Regions from separate parts of the Homo sapiens genome. Here region 1 is linked to region 2. A link is a contact called in ENCODE Hi-C or POLR2A ChIA-PET data. All regions are on one chromosome and are shown on one strand. Each heading gives the region's core, a stretch centred on a gene start or an enhancer-like site at or near the end of the contact. The rest is flanking DNA. Distances are from core to core; before and after follow the strand shown.

Region 1 (5,872 bases), core at 1,481-3,980, 220 kb after region 2:
TCTGTTGAGGTTTAGTTTTGCAGTCACTAAAAGATGCCTTTGTCCTGTTTTTCTGCCCTGCAGATTTTCAGGTTCTGAACACAAGCCCAGTTTCTGCTTCTGATGATCATTTTCAATAGAGCATAAAAAACAGAGCCATGTTCCACGTTTTTACGGCCTCTGCACTTGGCAAAATATTCTTCCCGAATGGCCTCACGTGTGCTCCCTATCATCACGCCTTTTCAGCTAGGCAACGCTCAGAGTCACACCTGAGTGGAGGCCGACGCCCCTTTGGAGGCGACTCCAGCCATAAAAAGTCCTGCTTGGAGCTGGTTTTAGCCACAGAGGGCCAATAAATGGCCCCTTCTGAATGAGGTGCCCCTGCACCTCTGCAGAGCCTGCTGCCAGCCTCCAGGATCTAACTGGGCTCTGATTCACCGCTCCCAACCCCACATCCAGGTAAGTGTGCCCAGCTCTTGTCTCTGCTTCCACCTCAAGATCTGAGTCTCCACTCCCCAGAACCCGGCAGGTTCTGCCTGACAAGGACCTGCAGTCCTCTGCCAGCTGCCACACCCTTGCCAAGGTGTGACTTGGAGTCCTGGAGCCACCTTCGGAGATGTGAAAATTAGCTCCTACTTTTAGCTAAAGCGTTTGGAAAGAAAAGCTTGATCTTTAGCTTTGACCTGGTCTTTAAAAAAACCCTTCAAGGGGAACATCACACACCAGGGCCTGTCGGGGGGGTCGGGGCTGGGGGAGGGATAGCATTAGGAGAAATACCTAATGTAAATGATGTGTTGATGGGTGCAGCAAACCAACATGGCACAGGTATACCTATGTATCAAACCTGCACATTGTGCACATGTACCCTAGAACTTAAAGTATAAAAAAAACCCACAAAAAACCCTTCACATGATTTACTTTCAGAATTGGTGGTTTCCCTTTGTGCGGCGCTGGAATCAATCTTGTTTCTCCTTATTACTTGCGGTGCATTCTGCTTCCTCTAACTTTCAAAAAATTAGTGTTAAACTCTTTTTTTTTTTTTTGAGACAAAATCTCACTCTGTCATCCAGACTGGAGTGCAATGGTGCAATCTCAGCTCACTGCAACCTCCACCTCCAGGGTTCAAGCAATTCTCCTGCCTCAGCCTCCCAAGTAGCTGGGATTACAGGTGCGCACCACCACACCTAATTTTTGTATTTTAGTAGGGGCTGGTCTCGAACCCCTTCCATTGTGATCCACCTGCCTCGGCCTCCCAAAGTGCTGGGATTACAGGCATGCACCACTGAGCCCAGCCTAGTCTTGAACTCTTGATGAGGGAATCCCTGACCCCTCTGTGTTTTCACTTTGGGATTTCTTCCTGTTTATTAAATGAATGACCTTGGTACTTTTTGGAGAAAATGACAAAAAGGAGCATCAAGGCTCCAGATGTATGGGAGCTGCAGAACTGAAACTGCCGTGGGCTTTTGGGGGTAGATTTGGGGTCTTGGGGGTAGATTTGAGTGGGACTGGGGAGGAGTGGGGTGCAATCGAGTCTTTAGACCATGCATGTGACATGGAGGTCCCTGGTGTAGCCTCCCATGTCTGCATTTCTAATTGGCTTGGATGAGGCATCCCAATAGTTACTTCTAAGAATAGTCATGGCTAATATTTATCAAGAGCTTTCTATGTGGCAGGTACTTTGCATGTGTTTTTCCTTTAATTCTGACAATGGACCCTCTGTGGTGGGTGCTTTTATTATCCACATTTTCAGATGAGGAAACTGAAGTATAGAGAGTTGAAACAACTTGGTCGAGGCCCCACTGCTACAGTGCTAAGGCCAGCTACAAAGCGAGGTCTGACTCTGACCGTCCTGGGTACAGGAGCCTTGTCTGCTCCACTTGTCCCTTGGAGCGTTGTTCTTGCTGGTCCTCTTCACACCCCAGCTCTTGTCTCCTACCTCCTGCCCCCTCTACTGTCCTGTCCCCGCATCCCTGATTTCCCCCCTAAAACATATATTTTATTATAGCTACTTTTTACTCTCTGTCTAATGGGTTGCCCCACAGTCCACAATCACATTTTGAGGAAGGAGAACTTCCCAGAGTTCATGAACAGATTTTGGAGTGCCTCTTTGCGGTGCTTGTTTCCAAAACCAACATGCTGTGGACCTTTCAAAGACACAGTACACACAAACACACACACACCCTCCCTCCAACACAAATAAACCCACATGCGGCCGGGCATGGTGGCTCACGCCTGTAATTCCAGCACTTTGGGAGGCCGAGGTGGGCGGATCACCTGAGGTCAGGAGTTCGAGAGCAGCCTGACCAACATGGTGAAACCCCATTTCTACTAAAAATACAAAAAATCAGTGGGGCATGGTGGCGCACGCCTGCAATCCCAGCTACTCGGGAGGCTGAGGCAGGAGAACTGCTTGAACCCGGGAGGCGGAGGCTGCAGTGAGCTGAGATTGCGCCATTGCACTCCAGCTTGGGCAACAAGAGTGAAACTCTGTCTACAAAAAAAAAAAAAAAAAAAAAAAAACAAACCCCACATGCACATAAACCGAAACACACACGAACACACAAACACCCACATGAACATGCGCACAAGCCCCCCACATCAAACTCAGATGCACACAGCAAGCATGCATGTAAGCCACACACTTGCCACTCTGGCTGCCTCAGCACTGCAGAGCCCCTCTCCCCGGCCTCTAGTTGGATCCCTGGTGCACACTGGAGGGAAATAAAACCTACCCCAACAGGAAGTGAAACAGTTGGTGAGCTTTTCCGGTGCTCTGCACAGATGCTGGGGCGCTGAGCAAACAGCCCTCAGTTTCTGGAGCTGTTCCGAGGTAACTGGGGTCCTTTGGGAGCTGTGGGATGATGAGGTTCAGGAGGTAGCTGGGAAGTCCGGAGCTTGGGCTTGATCCACCTGCACCTCTCCCTGTCTCCATCTGAGCTGGGTCTGAGACTCTCAGTGGAGGAGTAACAGGCTTTCTCCCAACAGGCTTTTGAAAATGGGCCCAAGGGCATTTACTCAGGACCACAGATGCATGTGGCCTACTCCACTGTCACCAGGCTGGAGTGTGGTGGCACGATCTCGGCTCTCTGCAACTTCTGCCTCTCGAGTTCAAGCCATTCTTGTGCCTCAGCCTCCCTAATAGCTGTGATTACAGGCACCCACCACCACGCCCGGCTAATTTTTGTATTTTTAGTAGAGACGGGGTTTCACCGTGTTGGCCAGGCTGGTCTTGAACGACTGACGTCAGGTGATCTGCCTGCCTCGGCCTTCCAAAGGGCTGGGATCACAGGCAGAGCCACCACACCCAGCCTCCTTTCTTCTTAGTCTGGAAGCAAACTACTTTATGAAGTTTTCATGCATCCTCTTTTAAAAGTAAAAGGAAAATCTTGTGGAGGAGAGAAGATGAAGTAGATATAGCAATAAATTGTGAATAAGGATTGTTTTTACTAGTATTCAACCAGGCAGGTCTTGACCACCATTAGATAAACTTCTGTCTGGCAGCCTGGAAAAGTTCACAGTTGCTGGGACACAAATGCTTTTGGGGTCCTTCTTGGAGAGGATGGAGTTGAAGATTTGGGAGCTTGATGGCCTTTGTTATGTGTCACCAGGGAGACAGGGACAAGGGGCGGGGCTGTTGATGGAGAATGTGGCATGGGGTAGGTGGGATGGTGACATAGAAGTCACCGTGCTCCTGCCCTAGAGATTTTAGTAGCAGGCAAACACCGTGGTCAAAAAAGAGAGTCAAGGACTTAATGAAGTTAAAGGGGTTCTGCTGACGTCCAGCACTCTGATTTTGGGGGTACAGCTTCTGCCATAACTGCATATTGCTGATACTAGTTCCTTCTTAAAATTTTCTTTGCTATCTGATGTACTACAGAATAACTGAGCTGGGAAGAATCTTGGATATTAAAATGATTTAATGAGTAGCAAACTTTCCATTTTTGTCATATCCTTGCACCTCTATTTACTTAATATTTTTCTTTAACTTAAAAATTTTTCAACAAAAACAATAATAGTTACGATATCATGGGTTTGATGTGCTAATACATGTTTTAAAATTACCTATCTGTCAACATAACCCCTATCCATTTGTGAGCCACCTAAGATTGTATTTATGCCACTGATGATATTCATGCTGCACTTGGAAAACCACTGATCTTGTCCAAGTTACCTTTTTTGTAGGTGAGGACACTGAGATCTGGAGACGTTAGTGATTTGCCCAAGGTTGCACAGTTAGAATGATACTAATTTGAGGCTGTTCCTAAGGTCTCCTAATTTACAGTCTTGACATGTTCCAGTATGCTGTATCATACTTTCAAGTGTAGAGAAACAATCGTTTTATTTTCATTTTAAAAATTTTATTTACGTATTTATTTTTGAGACAGAGTCTTGCTCTGTCACCCAGGCTGGAGTGCAGTGGTGCAATCTAGGCTCACTGAAACCTCCGCCTCCCAGGTTCAAGAACTTCTCATGCCTCAGCCTCATGAATAGCTGGGACTACAGGTTCAATACACCACGCCTGGCTAATTTTTGTATTTTGGTTTTGCTATGTTGCCCAGGCTGGTATCGAACTCCTGGGCACCAGTGATCTGCCCACCTCAGCCTCCCAAAGTGCTGGGATTATAGGCATGAGCCACTGCCCCTTCTTAAATGTAATTCAAATAGATAACCCAGGTAAAGGAGCAGCATAGAGCCTTGTGTGAGGAGATGCTGAATACATTTCCTTCCTTCAGTCCCTGCTCGTTGCCACCCTGAACTGGCTGCTCTCTGCAAGTTTTGATAATCCTTTCTAATGCTAATGCTCTGAAATACCAAGATGCTGTACCTTGGTGTGGCCACAGAATGATTGACTGTGCTGTGCAAGGTACTCAATCTAAAGACTGTCAGTTCTGGGGCAATTTCTTGTATTCCTTATTGGCTTATTTCCTTCACCTGTTTTTTTTTTCTTTTTCCTTCTGAAATGTCTGTTATTTGGGTGTTGGATTTCTTCAACCAATAATCATCTCATTTTCTTTTCTCCTATTTTGCTTTACTTTTAAAAATATTTTCTTTAACTTCATTTTTAATATTGCTAGTAAATTTTTAAACATTCGGCTTTGCTGTTTTTAATTTCTGAAAGTTCTTTCTAATTCTCATTTTTTTAATCACCTCCTGTTCCTGTTTTACACACACAATGTTTTATGTCTTTAAGGATGTTAATTACAGTTCTTTCAGGTTTTTCTTTTATTTCCTGTGTTGCTTTGTTTCCTCTCAGTTCCTTATCTCTGTGTGTTTTGTTTTGGTTTCTTTCTCAGTTTGAAGCATGTCTTATGATCTTGTGCTCTGGTTATATTTGTTATTTATTTATTTATTTTAACTTTAATCCATTTTATTTGAGTCTCTCTCTCTATATATATGTGTGTGTGTGTGTGTGTTTTTTTTTTTTTTGAGGTGGAGTCTTGCTCTGTTGCCGGGCTGGAGTGCAGTGGCACGAACTCGGCTCACTGCAACCTCTGCCCTCTGGGTTCAAGCAAGTTTCCTGCCTCAGCCTCCCAAGTAGCTGGGATTACAGGCACACGCCACATGGCTAGTTTTTGTATTTTTAGTAGAGACAGGGTTTTGCCATGTTGGCCAGGCTGGTCTTGAACTCCTGACCTTGTGATCCACCTGCCTCGGCCTCCCTAAGTGCTGGGATTACAGGCATGAGCCACCATGCCCGGTCTTAGTTACTCTGAAATATACATAATATTATTGCTAAGTATAGTCACCCTAGTCTACTATGAAACATTAGAACTTATTTCTTCTATCTAACTGTAGGTTTTTTTTTTTCCTGGGAGTGGGGCAGATAGGGTTTCACTCTGTCACCCAGGCAGGAGTGCAATGGCACCATCATGGCTCACTGCAGCCTTGACCT
Region 2 (5,591 bases), core at 2,791-5,290:
AGTCCCAGAAAACACAGGGGATGTCTGTAATGATTGTATAATCATCATGTTGAGAAAGGAGTGGAGGGGTAGGGATCAGAGGGTGGTAGTCAAATTTCTGTTTCTAATAAATCTGTTCGGAGACTTGAAATCAAGTTTTTCTTGTTTTCTTACATCACTTTGCTATATAATGCTATACAACCTTCCCTCTCATTACTTCAAGTCAGATATCAGATCAATAAATCAATAAAAGTCCCAGCTTCACTTCAAGAGACAGGGAATAGACAGTGTGGGATATCATAATAAGTGTAAGGACAGACCTGAATTCCACTCAAATTTTAGTTCCTTAGTTACTAGTGAGACCTACAGAGAGTCATTTCTCTGAGGCACTTTGTCTTTTCCATAAAGTTTTTATGCCATAACAGACAGAGAAAGAGTTCCATTTTTCAATCAACAAGGCAAAAAAGAGGCCAAGTAATTGGGAATGTAATAAAGGTGAGCCTATTTTACAACATCGAGTGGGAGCTAGGAAGCCCTCTGACAAATCTTTAAGCTGATGGAGCCTGAATGACTAATGACTATTTTAGTTTTTCCTTTTAAAAAATGATGTGAATAAATACAGATACCCCCCACAACACACACACACACAGTTTTATATAAATTCAAAAAACAATCATACTATTCATTCTGGGGGTTGTTTGTATACAATTTTCTTTCCTTTTTTTACTCCCTACTTCAGTAACTCCCCTCATATACAAACAAGTATACTTTTTTTGTTTTTTTTTTCAATGTAATCATATTCATATATACATACATGCAGACACATGCATCAATGTATGGGCGTAGGCCTTTTCTAATAGACTGATACTACCCATGCTTGCCTGCACATTTTCTATCTTGTGCAAATCTCTCCAAGTCAAGTGGTATAGTGTAGGTCCATTTCATTCTATTAAAAGGTGGGCTAATACTCCACGGTACGCAGGTAACATCCTATTCAGCCACCCCGCTAATGACGGGCTTTCACTCTGTTCTCCATTTTAGGCCACACAGAACCACGCTGCAATGACATTCCTTGTCCATTGCACGGCAGTTGTTTTGTACCCATTGATTAAAATTCCAGGACTGGCATTACTGGAGCAATGAGAGTACATATATTTATGTATTTTAAATTTTAATAGGTACTACCAGATTGTTTTTCAAAAAGGCTGATCAGTCTAATTTTTTTGTTAGTAAAGTATGAGTATTCCTTTTCCTTTCCAATACAGATATTACTTAATAATTTTTGCCAGTCAGATCTTTTCAGATATTTTTTTTTGTCATTAAGATTTATTCTTTTGTGACTTGAAACCTACTCATATCCTTTGTCCATTGTTCCACTGGGCTGTTTGTATATTATAATATTAACCGTCTGTCATCTGCTTTGCAAATACTTTTTTCTTAAATCTGTTGCTTGTCCATGTTTTTTTATGCCTTAGAACAGGAGGTTAGTAAGCTATGGTCTACCACCCATTAGTATAAATAAAGCTTTACTGAAACACAGCCTTCCTTGCCCATTCATTTTTGTAGTAAATTTGGTAACTGGAACAGAAATTATCTGGCACTCAGAGCCTAAAATATTTAATATCTGACCCTTTACAGAAAAAAAATTGCCAATACTAGCTATACGGAACATCCAAAAAAAAAAAAAAGGGAGTGTTTCTTCTCCCATAGAATTCATGTTCCAAAAGGATTTTTATGTGTCTTATTCACTGCTAGAAAAAATATCTAGCAAGTAGTACACATTAATTTTCAGAATTAATGCTAGGTCTTCTTGCTTTTATATATACATACTTTAAAAAAAATGTGTAGAGATGAGGTCTCACTCTGTTGCCCAGGCTGGTCTCTAAGTCCTGGCCTCAAGTGATCCTCCCAACTTGACCTCCCCCAAAGTGTGGAATTCCATGCATGAGCCACCATGTCCAGCCAAACAGTATTAATATAAGAAAAAAAGAAAACAACTTTTTTTTCTTAGCGATTACAATTTTATTAAGTTTCACTGTGAAAAATCAATAAGAAATAACACACTGAAGTTTTTCAGCTGGAAATCATCCCAATAATGACATACCTTATGACAGGGTTGTTCAATCTTTTGGCTTCCCTGGCCCACACTTGAAGAAGAATTGTTTTGGGCCACACATAAAATATGCTAACACTAATGATACCTGATGAGCTTTAAAAAAAATTGCAAAAAAAAAAAATCTCATAATGTTTTAAGAAAGTTTACGAATTTGTGTTGGCCTCATTCAAAGCCGTCCTGGGCTGCAGGCGGCCTGCGGGCAGGTGGGTTGGACAAGCTTGCCTTATGGGAAAACATTTTGGGCTCATTTTGATGTTAAATTGAGTAAGTTGTTTTAAGAGACTCCATATACAGGAACCAAATCACGGTACTAAGGACAATTTACTCTCATTATAAACTACTTGTCAGTCGACAAGTCTCATCAAAGTGATTAAATATTTTCAACCCAAAACATGTGATGAGAAAGGAAAACATTTTCCCCACTAAACTTCTCAATACTATACAACTTTAGGTTCTGGGCTCAGCTTGTCTACAATAAACACAAGATAAGCCCTGTTCAGGTTGAAAGGGACTCATTTTTGAAATGTTCTGTTTGTAACGCATGTCATCTGGGGCATTTTTGTTGTTACTTTGCTTCCAAGCATAACTTTACAATGCATTATGATACTACTGCATGTAATATTCAGCTTGCTAAAGAAATGCATTTTTAAAACCCCAAATATAATGTACAATTCTTTCAACTTTTCTGTTCATTTGGAAGTTTTCATAATAAAATACTGGGAGGAAATATTCCTAGATCACAGAAAAAAATTTTCATTAACATTAAAGTCTCATTTCTATTACTCCACAAAAGAAACTTTGTCCTTTTAAACTATTAAGTTACAGTGAGTAACATCCATCTTTCAAATTCATGGTCAACATTGGTTAACATTCACACTATACATCCTTGAAGTCGAAGGAAATTTTTCCTTTTATCTTTGTAGACACTATGGAAAACCTTCATCACTCCTGCTAAGAAGCAGTGATGCTCACCTTGCATTTTAAAGTCTGACAAACTTTAAAATTTTTTTTAATCCCTATACTATTTAGAAATTTCTATGGTCAACAGTGTGACACCTTGATAAGTCAAAGCATACATAAAAAGAAGTCATAAAAAAGCAGGAACTCCTACTTACAAAGTATGTCTACAGTAATATACTATGAAAAATCTATTTCAGGTCCTCAGTGATGGTATGGATGGGGAGGTACATAATGAAAAAGAAATATCATATGATCAAAAACATGTCGAGGAAGTGTACGTATGTGAGTTCCAATAAGCTGGAATTTAAATAGAAAGGTTGAAGTCACAGCAAGTAGATGAAAGGCGGCCCCTTTAACATTTGCTCCTGGAGTCCAGCAACTCTCAGCAGTTGGCTGGAGACTAAGCTGGCCGATCCTGTGGAGCTTCAACAAAGGGACGAAACAAACTGAGTCCCCAGGGCCCCCCTCCCGACAACGCGTGAAACAACTTGATAAATGATTGCTCTGTCAGGGGATGAGGAGATGGAGACGTCTGGGAGCAGAGGGGGAATGTATCTAATTTAGGAGGCCAAGGGGGAAGGGGAAGACATGGAAGGCAGAACCGCAGACAGGGGCAAGACCATCTAATGGCACTAACACTCGAGCAGAGAACTAGAAACAAACACCAGACAACCCAACAGCATCTCTGAGAGCTGCAGTCATCAGACTGCAGCAAGAGACTTGTCAGAGGCCAGTTCTCCCCAAGTCACTAGGATTTTAAAAGGAAAGTTTTCACCTTCCACAACCCATTCTCCAGCCTCAAGGCCAAGCTTCAGAAAGTGCTGCTCTCATATTACTTCATTCATTTGGGGATGACATGAAATACAAAATCCTTTTCCCCACCCCCAGTTCCTGCCTAAAGATTGCTGATTCAGGCCTGAAAGCCAGAGGCGCAAGAGCCCAAGGCTTAGCTCACTTAAGGAAACATTAATTACCCTGAAACAAAAATAGGAGTTCACATCTGGGGCTCAACACTTACCTTCTCCTCCGCCCCTTTTTCTAGAGTGTGAGCACCCGCTATTTATACAACCTCTTCCTGACTGAGGACTGATACTGGTCCCGCAGGACTTCCCTGTCTGGGGAGAACTTACTGGTGACAAACTCAGTCAGCATTGCACAGGCATTTCAGAAGTAGGAACAGAGGCAGCTCAACTTGAGAAAAAGGTTGTCAGAATTGGAAGTAGTACAAAAGCAGTTTCCCACAGAGTAGCTGGTTAATTCATAAGGGATACTCTGGCAGCTTAAGCATCTGATGAAAGACCATTAAGGAAGTTTACAAGTCAAAGGTGGGAACAAGCAACCCAAGTCTTTCTTCCGTCACTCCAGTTTCTTATTTTAGGAACTAGAGACAGCTAATGTTGTTGCTATAATAGAAGTGCTGTGTTGTATTATTGTGCATAGAACTTTATTTAAATGTTGAATTAAGCTTGGGCTGTAGTTGGCATAATTTAAGCTAACAGCAAATGGTACATCAAGAAACTAAAGGCCGGGTGCAGTGGCTCACACCTGCAATCCCAGCACTTTGGGAAGCCGAGGCGGGCAGATCACGAGATCAGGAGATCAAGACCATCCTGGCTAACACCGTGAAACCCCGTCTCTACTAAAAATATAAAAAATTAACTGAGCGTGGTGACACGCACCTGTAGTCCCAGCCACCCAGGAGGCTGAGGCAGGAGAATCTCTTGAACTCAGGAGGCGGAGGTTGCAGTGAGCTGAGATGGTGCCACTGCACTCCAGCCTGGGTGACAGAGCGAGACAGACAGAGGGAGGGAGGGAGGAAGGGAAAGAAAGAAGGTAAAGAAAAGAAAAGAAAGAAACTAAAGTTTCAAAAAATTTACCTTTGCTTTGCCCAGCACCCTTGGAGGATGACTGATAATTCATAGCTATGACCCCAAATCTAATTTAGTACAGTGTGTTTCAGAACATCTGATGTATTAATTAATTTGGCCAGAGAGACACTGTATAAGGGATGGGATGACTATGAGAAAAAATCACCGTTTCACTGGATTAAGTTGGATGGTCCTGCTCCTGTTTTTTTTTTTTTTTTTTTTTTTTTTAAGAATTAAAAGAGCTCAAGGGAGTCTATTCTAGACTCCCTAGAATGTGTTTGTGGCCTGTCCAGAATTTTCACTGGACCAAACAAAAATAGAACTTGCTAATTCCCCAGACATCTTTCTTGTCAGGTTACACAGTTCAAAAGGTGCTGAGGGCTTCCTAAACTTAGAGATGAGAGAAGAGGCACTGCACCATGGATCTAACTTTTGTGAATTCTAATCAGCAATTCACAAAAGTGAGATCTTACAATTATAAAACCCGGTCTCCAAATTCTACCTTGCTTTCCGATCTTTCTGCCAAGGTCTGAGTCTTAGAAATATTAGCAAATTCCTGTTCATGGACTGTCAATCTGAAAAGACTGTCAACTAGTCAGTTTCATGGAATGCATAAGAAATTGCAAACTGGTAGCAGGCAGCAACGTTTGTTTTGGTCTGTAGTTTTG

Evidence for each region. Hi-C counts contacts between places; a loop is a spot of excess contacts on that map. ChIA-PET counts read pairs that join two places held with the same protein, here RNA polymerase II (POLR2A). Pooled maps may share reads with other maps.
Region 1: a loop to region 2 is called in a map with no recorded cell type, with 8 times the contacts of the local background. The contact joins the promoter of ADA2 here to the enhancer-like site in region 2. A Hi-C loop is called at or near these places in 8 of 37 single-sample maps with no recorded cell type and 4 of 50 pooled maps. POLR2A ChIA-PET finds 5 or more read pairs at or near these places in 4 of 52 experiments (H1, WTC11, activated T-cell and 1 more).

Annotation. Positions count from the first base shown.
Region 1 is chr22:17,216,293-17,222,164 of GRCh38, reverse strand. ADA2 (adenosine deaminase 2) reads left to right here and starts at 2,730. Exons shown (of 10, transcript NM_001282225.2): 1 at 2,730-2,809. RefSeq lists enhancers at 2,943-3,072, 3,083-3,152, 2,993-3,353.
Region 2 is chr22:17,435,245-17,440,835 of GRCh38, reverse strand. All of the region lies in intron 1 of CECR2 (CECR2 histone acetyl-lysine reader), which reads right to left. Among named protein-coding and RNA genes, the nearest start is that of CECR2, 69 kb to the right of the region's middle. RefSeq lists an enhancer at 4,710-5,270. Within about 2 kb of position 4,040, at least 5 of the 41 ENCODE cell types and tissues checked have a DNase peak (open chromatin) inside an H3K27ac peak, as active enhancers do.